Linked DNA regions of Homo sapiens: all the other regions are linked to region 2. The links are chromatin contacts, found by Hi-C or POLR2A ChIA-PET in ENCODE. All regions are on one chromosome and are shown on one strand. Each heading gives the region's core, a stretch centred on a gene start or an enhancer-like site at or near the end of the contact. The rest is flanking DNA. Distances are from core to core; before and after follow the strand shown. Region 1 holds the start of HAS3 (hyaluronan synthase 3). Region 2 overlaps TANGO6 (transport and golgi organization 6 homolog). Region 3 overlaps TANGO6 (transport and golgi organization 6 homolog).

The links. A loop is a pair of places that touch in the nucleus more often than their neighbours do. ChIA-PET counts read pairs that join two places held with the same protein, here RNA polymerase II (POLR2A). Pooled maps may share reads with other maps.
Region 1: a loop to region 2 is called in a map of right lobe of liver, with 2.1 times the contacts of the local background. The contact joins the promoter of HAS3 here to the enhancer-like site in region 2. A Hi-C loop is called at or near these places in 4 of 168 maps with a recorded cell type or tissue (HepG2, endothelial cell of hepatic sinusoid, heart left ventricle and 1 more) and 1 of 50 pooled maps. POLR2A ChIA-PET finds 5 or more read pairs at or near these places in 11 of 52 experiments (A549, AG04449, AG04450 and 8 more).
Region 3: a map of astrocyte of the cerebellum shows a loop between it and region 2 (2.7-fold over the local background). The contact joins two enhancer-like sites. A Hi-C loop is called at or near these places in 1 of 168 maps with a recorded cell type or tissue (astrocyte of the cerebellum) and 1 of 50 pooled maps. POLR2A ChIA-PET finds 5 or more read pairs at or near these places in 3 of 52 experiments (A549, MCF 10A and activated naive CD4-positive, alpha-beta T cell).

The regions. Positions count from the first base shown.
Region 1 is chr16:69,104,234-69,107,861 of GRCh38, forward strand. It overlaps HAS3 (hyaluronan synthase 3), which reads left to right and starts at 1,420. Exons shown (of 4, transcript NM_001199280.2): 1 at 1,420-1,554. RefSeq lists an enhancer at 1,085-1,633 and a silencer at 1,767-2,046.
Region 2 is chr16:69,039,282-69,042,586 of GRCh38, forward strand. It overlaps TANGO6 (transport and golgi organization 6 homolog), which reads left to right. Exons shown (of 18, transcript NM_024562.2): 17 at 1,027-1,140. Among named protein-coding and RNA genes, the nearest start is that of HAS3, 65 kb to the right of the region's middle. Within about 2 kb of position 1,435, at least 6 of the 41 ENCODE cell types and tissues checked have a DNase peak (open chromatin) inside an H3K27ac peak, as active enhancers do; they include HCT116 and right lobe of liver, where a contact is called at or near this core.
Region 3 is chr16:68,921,981-68,925,486 of GRCh38, forward strand. All of the region lies in intron 12 of TANGO6 (transport and golgi organization 6 homolog), which reads left to right. Among named protein-coding and RNA genes, the nearest start is that of TANGO6, 80 kb to the left of the region's middle. Within about 2 kb of position 1,936, at least 7 of the 41 ENCODE cell types and tissues checked have a DNase peak (open chromatin) inside an H3K27ac peak, as active enhancers do.

The DNA of each region.
Region 1 (3,628 bases), core at 170-2,669, 65 kb after region 2:
GCACACTCCACCATGCCTGGCTAATGTTTTTTTTTTTTTTCTTTTCTTTTCTTTTTCTTTTTTTTTTTATTTTTATTTTTTGAGATGGAGTCTCACTCTGTCGCCCAGGCTGGAGTACAGTGGCATAATCTTGGCCCACTGCAACCTCTGTCTCCTGGGTTTAAGCGATTCTTCTGCCTCAACCTTCCCAGTGGCTGGGACTACAGGCACGTGCCACCATGCCTGGCTAATTTTTGTATTTTTTAGTAGAGATAGGGTTTCACCATATTAGCCAGGCTGGTCTCTAACTTCTGACCTCGTGATCCGCCCACCTCGGCCTCCCAGAGTGTTGGGATTACAGGCGTGAGCCTGCACCCGGCCCTGGCTAATTTTTTAATTTTAATTTTTGTAGAGACGGGGGAAGTCTCGCTTTGTTGCCCAGGCTGGTCTTGAACTCCTGGCCTCAAGCGATCCTCCATCTTCAGCCTCCCAAAGTGCTGGGACTACAGGTGTGAGCCACTGTGCCTGGCCAATAATGTAAGATGGGATTGTGTGGAGTAGGTGTGCCTGGGGTCTTTGCTTGCCTGCGGGGACTGAGGTGTGAGGTCTGTGGCCCAGACTGAGCAATGGTGGGCAGGCAAGTCCCTGAGCCCCTAAAACTTGCGAGAGGAGAAGTTTATAGACTGCAGCTCAGGTGCCTATAAATTTGTTGCAGCTTGGGAAGAAGTGATAGAAATTATATCAGGTGTATTTGGAAAACAGGTAAACTCTGTTTTTTGGTTTTTTTTTTTTTTTTTTTTTTTTTTTTTTTTGGAGACGGAGTCTCGCTCTGCTGCCCAAGCTGGAGTGCAGTGGTGCGATTTCAGCTCACTGCAACCTCCACCTGCGGGGTTCAAGCGATTCTCCTGCCTCAGCCTCCCGAGTAGCTGGGATTACGGGCATGGTGCCCGTAACGCCGAAAGTGCTGAGATTACAGGCTTGAGCCACGGCGCCCGGCCACTCATTTTTTAAAAACTAGTTATTAATTATAATTTCTCTTCAAGTTTTCCTGAGATGTAAAAACTCATCGCCTTCAGCTGGTTCTAAACTTCTTGTCTCTGCTAACAACTCTCCCCCCTCCTCGATCTCACCCCACCCCAGTGCACCCCAACTCACTTCATCTCACTTTACTCGAGTCTAGCACTATCTTTTAGGGACCTGAAAACTACTGTCGATAAGGTCAGTTGGGAATTTAGGAGGTCATGGATGTCGGAAATAAAGGTGTGAAAAAGAAGAGGAGGAATTGTTTTGGCTTTAAGACACCGGAACCTCCAAGGTTCCTACAAAACCGTTTGCAGCTTTTGCAAACCGCCTTAAAGTCATCAGCGCCCCACTGCGGAATTCAAAGCTAAGCTGTCACAATTGTTAACACCTTCTTTGACCAGCCTTTTTACATTTGACAATTCTCTTCAGCGCCTCTTTCCTGCCAGCAGGAAGGTTTTGCTGCCTTGGCTTTCGGGAGCCCCCTAGACAGCGAACTGCCCCTTCGCGTGCAGAAGTCGGGGAAGAGTGCTCTCAGCTCGCCTTCCTTGCAGGGTGAGTAGGTTTTGCGGGTTAGAGAGCGGGGCGTGGGGGCGGGGAGGGAGAGTAACAATTTTGGAAGTCCCTGCGTGGTATCTGGAAAGTTAACGACGCTTCAGGTTCTAGGTTGAGCCCAATGACCGTCTTGCCTTGGCAGCTGGTCCCAGGGCGATTGCAGAGCCGCGTGGCCTTCGGCCCCACTCGGGGGACCCAGCTTCGGAGAGGGCGCAGGGGCTGCGAGTCTTGCGAGCCGGAGCCGCGTCCACCCGGGACTAGGCGTCCCCGCCGAGCGCTGGCTTGTGGCGCTCCCTGGGACCGCGCGGGGTCGGGGGTGCGCCCGCGGGGGCCCTCCCACTCTGGTCAACTTTCCCGGCCCCAGGGCCGGGGGAGGCGCCTCTCCTGGCGGGCACGCGCCGGGTACTTAAGGGCGGCTCGGCTGGGCAGGCGGCAGTCGGAGCGCGCGGCGGCGCGGAGCGGAGCGGGAGGAGGGGCATGGAGCCGCCGCGGGCCTGCTGAGCTCCGGAGCGCGGCAGCCGGCGGCACGGTGAGCGCGGGCCGGCCGGCACCCAGGAGGGGAGGGCCGCGCGGGGCTGCGCCGAGGCCGGGGCGCGCCGGGTGGCAGGGGTGCCTCTCGCCGAGCCCCCCGCACCCGGCCAGCTCCCAGCCCTGCGGGCGCCGCGTCCGGCGCGGGGAGGCGGGTTGGGGGCGGCGGCAGCCCCGGGCTTCCCGGCGGCCGTTCCTGCAGCCCCCTCCCCACTGACCCCTCCTCCCTTTCTTCCTGCATCCTCTCCTCTTCCAGCCTCGCCTCCCTCCTCCCCGGCGGCTCCTGTTTTGTGAATGAATTAGGAGGCGGACGCCGGTGCGGGGCTCCAGGCTGGCTGGGGTACCCCTCCCCCGCACCTTCTACGACCTCCCGGGGGTTTGCACCTGTCCGGGCACCAAGGTACCAGGCGCCCACGTTCCTGCGGGTTAGCCGGGCCGCGGCAGCACGTGTCCGGGGGAGTGGGCTCCCCTCCCCTGGCCGGCCTGGAGGGGCCCGGAGGGCGGCCGGGCACAAGAGGAGGAGCCCCGTTGGGCGCACAAGTTTCCATGCCGCTGCGTGTGGCCCTGCCGCGGGGCGCACCTGTCAGCGGGAGAGACGCTGCACACCAGCAGCCCCTCAAAGTTTCGGAGGCTTGATGGAGAAGCGTGCGTCCTTGACTGGGGGTTCTCCTTCCGTAGTCCTGGGAGCCGGACTTGAGAGCGCCCCCAACCTTGTGCCCTTGAAAGCCGAGTGCGCGTTAGTTTGCCTGGGCTGGGCTCCCGTGGATGAGCGAAGGGCATGAGGAGGCGGCGGTCCAGGCTGTAGGATCACCCCACAGCCTCTGCCGGCTTGGGGTGACACAGCCCCCCGCCCCAGGTCTGGGCAGGAGAACCTCGACCACAGCCTGCACCAGCGCCTGATTGCACGTGGGGTATCTGGCTGAGGGACATTTTGGGGGCCTCTATTTGGGGGTGGGGGTAGTAACCTGGGTAATGCCTCTAATTCCTGCGGGGGAGGGGTCCCGCCCAGGGAAGGAGAGGGCCGGCTACACCGGGGATGCGCCTTTGTCTACAGGCACACTTTGCCAAGGTAGCTGGGGTACCAGGAAGAGCAGGGCCTGGTCCGACTGGGATCCCTTGGGTTTTCCGTTCCTTCCCGGTTGGGTCGTGGGAAAGCGGCACGTGGGTGTGGCCGGCGCCGCCTTTGCCAAGAGGCGAGGCTCGAGCGGGGATGAGAAGCGTGGCGAGTGCGTTCGCGGCTGCTTTGACCTGGTGGGCGCCGCCTCCGGCACTGCACCGAGGCGGGGCGCCAGCGCCCAGGTTGCTGGGCTGGCCTTGGCGCCCCCTTCCCCTACCCAGAGCGCAGGCAGGCAGGGGGGTCCCGCCGCGCCCCTTCAGCATGTAAGCTCCGGAGGGGAATGGGGGCGCTCCTAGGCTGCGGATGCAGGCCTGGGGACTCCTGGGCCGCAGGCGCGAGCAGTAGGGTGGCAACAGGGAGGGCTGGGAGTCCTGTGAAGGAAGCACACGGCGGGCTCCCCGGGACGGTGGGGCAGAGCGCCCGGAGGCC
Region 2 (3,305 bases), core at 185-2,684:
TGCACCACTGCACTCCAGCCTGGGCAACAGAGCGAGACTCCGTCTCAAAAAAAAAAAAAAAAAGTGAGCACAGGCTGGACACGGTGGCTCATACCTGTAATCCTAGCACCTTGGGAGGCCAAGGCAGGAGGATTGCATAAGCCCAGGGGTTCAAGACCAGCTGGGCAACATGGTAAAACCCTCATCTCTACAAAAAATAATCAAATTAGCCAGGCATGGTGGCGCACACCTGTAGTCCTAGCTACTTGGGAGGCTGAGGTGGGAGGGTCACTTGTGCCCAGGAGGTCAAGGCTGCAGTGAGCCCTGATTGCACCACTGCACTCCAGCCTGGGTGACAGAGTGAGACCCTGTCTCAAACAAAACAAAACAAAACAGAAAAAATACGTAAAGTAATTGAGCACAGAAAGTCCTATTCCATATTCAGGAAGTCTCTGAAAGTGACCCCTGCTGACTCACATCCGGTGTACACTACATTTGTAGGACTGGAATATCTGGACATGCTGAAGAAGATCAGTTAGAATATTTCTGTAACTCTTTATTCCCTAGGCTGAAACTTTCATCAATGGTACATTCACATTCATGCCAGGCTGTGAACTCTGAAGTCTCCTTAGCTAAATCCCCATGATCCTCAGTCTCTAGAAGCAGCTATGGTTGGGACCATCTTTTTTCCTTTGATTTGATGTTCTTAAAGGGGGACAATTAACAGTTCTCACTTTTGTGGAAATATTAGCATTTGACCTTACCTTTTACAAAATGCATATAATATACAGTACACATATTCCTTCCCACTCTCTAATCTCGTTCTTGAATTCCAAACTGGATTTTGCCCTCTACCAGAAAAGTCAGACTGCATCAAGATCTCTCCCACTAGATCTCACCCTCTTTGTTGAGGATTAAGCAACTATCCAGCCCTCTCTAAGCCAGATTGCTCTTGATGAATGTGTAGTAAGTGGAACACAGTTGAAAGGTTATAGGTAATTGTGCAACTCTGATTCTTATCAACTTCATCTTCCTTCATCCTCCTAGGTAACAGCTTGCCTGATTGCTGTGGCCAAAACAGATGGTGAAGTTCAAGTACGCAGAGCTGCCATACATGTGGTTGTGCTGCTGCTTCGGGGACTCAGCCAGAAAGCTACTGAGGTCAGTCCGTCTCTCGCCCTTTGCAATTTCTCCACCTCTTTTATTTGTCTATTTCTCAATCTTCCTTTTACCAGGGAAGGCCTCAAACCTCTTTCCTCGATGGATTCATCCAAATGAATCCATCAACAGGGATTTTGTAGCAGGAAAATGACCTTGTTTGTATCTTCGGTGTATGTCTCTATTACCTCAGTAACATATTGGCCAAACTATATACTAAGAAAAACCAGAGCACAAGGTTGTAGATTGAGGCCCTGAATCCTGGCATTGTCCTCATTGTTCCAAGGTGAGCTAGCTAGAACACATTCACCCTGCCTCTGCACCCTGAACTTCAGTGACTTGCCTTTCTGACTCATTTGATTGTTCATGCTGAATTACTAAAGGGCCTCATTGAAGATGTTTCCTTTCTAGCTGAGTTCAATCTATGACATGTTAGGTGCTGCATAAATTAAATTTTCTTCCTCCTTCAAGTGGGTTTGGCTGGATTTCTCCCCAGCGTATGGCCAATACAGGAAGAAAGTATATATTTACATATATATATATATAAAAAACCATATGTGTGCTGAGAATGAGCGACCTCTAAATTAATTTTCGTCTTGATTTTAATGGAAACACATTCCCAGTTGACTTCCTATGGAAAATTTGCATTAATAATTCACCACCCAGTATCCACAATGCTCATCTGTGGCTAACACATCAGTATTTAACCAAGTGTCAGTGAAGCCATTATAAAAGTGACTGTTTTAGGCCAGGCTCGGTGGCTCATGCCTGTAATCCCAGCACTTTAGGAGGCCGAGGCAGGCGGATCACCTGAGGTCAGGAGTTCGAGACCAGCCTGACCAACATGGAGAAACCCCATCTCTACTAAAAATACAAAATTAGCCAGGTGTGGTGGCGCATGCCTGTAATCCCATCTACTCGGGAGGCTGAGACAGGAGAATTGCTTGAACCCGGGAGGCGGAGGTTGCAGTGAGCCGAGATCTTGCCATTACACTCCAGCCTGGGCAACAAGAGTGAAATTCTGTCTCAAAAAAAAAAAAAAAGTGATTGTTTTATCACACACACACATACATGGGCTTTATTCATCCTAGAATGTTACCATATGGAGTTTCTGATGCCATTTTTGTACAGGCAGGGACTCAGTAGTTATCCCATTCCTTTCCTACACAGCCACCTTTTCTCTTTACGTAGTGACTTGCTGTTGTTGCACCTCACTAGCGAGGCCATTGGATTTCCCAGTGCTTTGGGAATAGTGCTTTACCCTCGGCTGCATTTCTCCCCCTTCTCCTCCACCTTGTATAGGTTGAGGTTTGGATTGAATGAACTTATCTGCTATGAGCATGTTCAACTACAAATTAGAAAAACTTCAACTACAATGTCCTAAACAAGTAAGGATTTTTCTCACATCACAAGAAATATGTAAGTAGGTGGTGTCTGTTTAGCAGCTCAGTATCAACAGGACCAACATTTCTATAATCTTTGTGGCCTTTGCCTCATGGCTACAAGATAGCTGCTGCAGCTCTGGCCATTGTGAATGATTTAAATGAGAAAGAAAGAAGATAAGAGAAGGACAGCCCTAGGTGCTTTTTGTTTCTTATTTTGGGGAACTAGGACAGTTTCCCAGAACCCCCCAGGAGAATTCCTATTTCATTGGCCAGAACTGTGTCAAACAATTGTTTCTAGCTGCAAAGGAGCCTGACAATGTATTTAGTTGGCACATTGCTACTCTGAATGAAATTGAATTTTAGTCAGCAAGGAAGATGGCAGGAAATGGATATTAGGGTGGCAACTAATAGTGACACAAAGGAATATGGGGAAGATCTGGCTGACTCATAAAAACTTCTGTAGCCGGGCGGGGTGGCTCACACCTGTAATCCCAGCACTTTGGGAGGCTGAGGCGGGTGGATCACCTGAGGTCGGGAATTCGAGATCAGCCTGGCCAACATGGTGAAACCCCGTCTCTACTAAAAATACAAAAATTAGCCAGGCGTGGTGGCAGGCACCTGTAATCCAGGCTACTTGGGAGACTGAAGCAGGAGAATCACTTGAACCTGGGAGGCAGAAGTTGTAGTGAGCCAGGATTGCACCACTGCACTCCAGCCTAGGTGACAGAGTGAGTCTCCTTCTCAAAAAACAAACAAAAAACTTCTGTAGGGACAGACTTGCTC
Region 3 (3,506 bases), core at 686-3,185, 120 kb before region 2:
CTTTGTATTAGAAAAAAATGTCATGGTTCTGAATTGTGTTTTCAGTTAATCATTGTCAGGCTAACAATATACTGTTTTTTCCTATTTCTTACTAGGATTCGTTGTTTTGGCTTATTAAAAAAGAATCTAACATCATCTGAACCTTTTTTGTTTCTAATTTATGTAATCAAAGTGATTATTAGAACATTGTGTCTGGGAAGAGGAGTTAATTTGGAAAAAGCATGTATTTAAGACTGCTGACAACAACAACAAAAACAAAATTAAAAAAAAAAAAAGGCCGGGCGCGGTGGCTTATGCCTGTAATCCTAGGACTTCGGGAGGCCAAGTCGGGTGGATCACGAGGTCAGGAGTTCAAGACCAGCCTGGCAAACATGGTGAAACCCCATCTCTACTAAAAATACAAAAATCAGCCGGGCTTGGTGGCGCGTGCCTATAATCCCAGCTACTTGGGAGGCTGAGGCAGGAGAATCGCTTGAACCCAGGAGGGGGAGGTTGCGGTGAGCGGAGACCATGCCACTGCACTCCAGCCTGGCAACAGAGCAAGACTCCATCTCAAAACAAACAAACAAAAATTTATAATTAAAAAAAAAAAGACTGCTGACAAGATAACTGTAGTTCCAGGCTCATTTTCTAAATTTCAGAGTTAGTCACCACTAAAAGTATTATACATTGGTTACTCCTCCCTGTCCCCTCAAGAAGCAGTTTCTGCATGATGTTGTATTGTCCATTGGTCTCTAAAGCACGAGGCTGAGCAGACCATTCCAGACCTTCTTTAGGAAAAACCAAAACCATGTTGTTCCAGGGAGGCAGCAGAGCTTCTGGTTAAAAGCTGGGCTCCAAATCTTGAAATCTAGATTCTACTGGGGTGGGGGCCCATTATTGGGAGAGAAAAGGTGCATCTCTTCTCTAAAGGGGAAGGGGGCTTTAGCTTGGTCTTACTCTACACTGCTTAGGTCATGTTTTTTTTTTTTTTTTTTTTTTTTTTTGAGATGGAGTTTCGCTCGTTGCCCAGGCTGGGGTGCAATGGCACGATCTCGGCTCACCGCAACCTCCGCCCGCTGGGTTCAAGCGATTCTCCTGCCTCAGCCTCCCAAGTAGCTGGGATTACGGTCATGCACCACCACGCCCGGCTCATTTTGTATTTTTTTTTTTTTTGTAGTAGAGATGGGGTTTCTCCATGTCGGTCAGGCTAGTCCCGAACTCCTGACCTCAGGTGATCTGCCCGCTTCCGCCTCCCAAAGCGCCGGGATTACAGGCATGAGCCACCGCGCCTGGCCTGCTTAGGTCATGTTTTTGATCAAAGACCATTGCTCAGACTCTTTGGCAGAAAGGTTACCAGGAGCATGGACTGTGTTTTAGGTGCTGCTGACTTACATATTAGAATCATTGCAAACGATTAGAGGCTGGGGTAGAAGTAGTGGTAAGCAAGCTAGAGGTCTATTGCAGAATGGAGGAAGGGGAGAGAGGGACGAGCCGCTGAAATCTGTTGCATGCTGGTGAGGCGAATTGGTTGAGTCAGTTCCTGTGCTACAATGCTGTCCTTTCTCTTCTTCACCGAGCCCAATTTGGGTGCTCTATAGAACTGCTTGGGAAAATTCCCATTATTTCAAGCTGTTATATAGAACTCCAAAGAGCAGACAATCCTTCTTAATTGCTGTTGCTTTCAAGCAGCCTCATTTAGAGATGTCTTACTTTCTGCCATATTTAATAAACCTGCCACAGTAGGTACTTAATTAACAGTTTTTGAATGGATGGATAAATGGAAGGAAGAAAGAATAAAAGGAAGAAAGGAAAGGTGATGTCTAATGAAGGAGGCATGATTTGTTTTGTTTTGTTTTGTTTTGTTTTGTTTTGTTTTGTTTTTTCAAAAGGGCATGAGCTCAAAAAGTTGAAAAACACTGCCCTCACCCATAGTGAGCAACCTCCAGATCTGGGCACACCCATGGGAGTGTTGTGAATGTTAGTCATGTGTTATCAGGGGCAAAGGAGAGCCATGCTTCTTGTTTTCACAGGCTTTCACTTGATTATCCTCTAGGTAATCCAGTCTTTTATCAGAATTTCCCTAGAGTGGAGAGGCATCCTTCAACTGCTTGTATGCAGGTGATCAAACTGGCTAAAAAAGCCCTTACTTGCAAACCACAGTGCCTCCAATTTTACAACTTAAAAAGAAAATGACTTTCCAGTTAACTAAGCTGACTAGTTCTCTCTAATTCTTTTGCTTTTGAGATTAAACCATCTATTTCTGGAATTGTCTTCATTGTGCTCATTTATACACATCGTTAAAGATTTTCAGAGCTTTGGCCAGGTGCCAGTGGCTCACGCCTATAATCCCAGTGCTTTGGGAGGCCGAGGCAGGAGGATCACCTGAGGTCAGGAGTTCCAGACCAGATCAGCTACTCGGGAGGCTGAGGCAGGAGAATTGCTTGAACCCAAGAGGCAGAAGTTGCAGTGAGCTGAGATCACACCATTGCACTCCAGCCTGGGCAACAAGAGTGAAACTCCCTCTCAAAAAAAAAAGGCTCCTCAGCTGGGCACGGTGGCTCATGCCTGTAATCCCAGCACTTTGGGAGGCTGAGGTGGGAAGATCACCTGAGGTCAGGAGTTCGAGACCAGCCTGGCCAAAATGGCAAAACCCCATCTCTACTAAAAATATAAAAAAATTAGCCGGGTATGGTGGCGGGCACCTGTCATCCCAGCTACTTGAAAGGCTGAGGCAGGAGGATCGCTTGAACGTGGGAGGCGGAGGATGCAGTGAGCTGAGATCATGCCATTGCACTCCAGCCTGGGTGACAAGAGCAAAATTCCGTCTCAAAAAAAAGAAAACAGAAACAAACTCCTCACATAGCTGCTGCCACCCAGTGCATTTCCCTGGACAACCCCAGGGGCTAGATGTTCAATGAGTAAATACCCCCATACAGGTTGTGGGCACCTGGTTGTCCAGCCCGAGGCCAGGGATCCCAGGTCACACCCTTGATCAGGGAGGGATCAAGGTGCTTCTGCCATGCCCAGGATTGAGAACTCTGTGGATGCAAAGAGGGGTGGGTGGGAAGCCTGGTGTGGTGGCTCACGCCTGTAATCCCAGCATTTTGGGAGGCTGAGGTGGGCGGATCACATGAGGTCAGGAGTTTGAGGCCAGCCCCGGCAACATGGCAAAACCCTGACTCTACTAAAAATACAAAAATTAGCCAGGCATGGTGGCCGCACCTGGAGTCCCAGCTACTCAAGAGGCTGAGGTGGGGGAATCGCTTGAACCTGGGAGGTGGAGGTTGCAGTGAGCCAAGATTGTGCCATTGCACTCCAGCCTGAGCAATAGAGCAAGACTCTGTCTCAAAAAAAAGAAAAAATTGCAATTCCCTAATGACTTATGACATTGAGTATGTCTTCCTATGCTTATTTGCCATCTGTATATCTTCTTTGGTAGGGTATTCTTCTTTGGTAGACCTATCTGTTAAGGTCTTTTGCCCATTTTTAAGTCAGGTTGTTCATTTTCTTATTGAGTTTAAAGA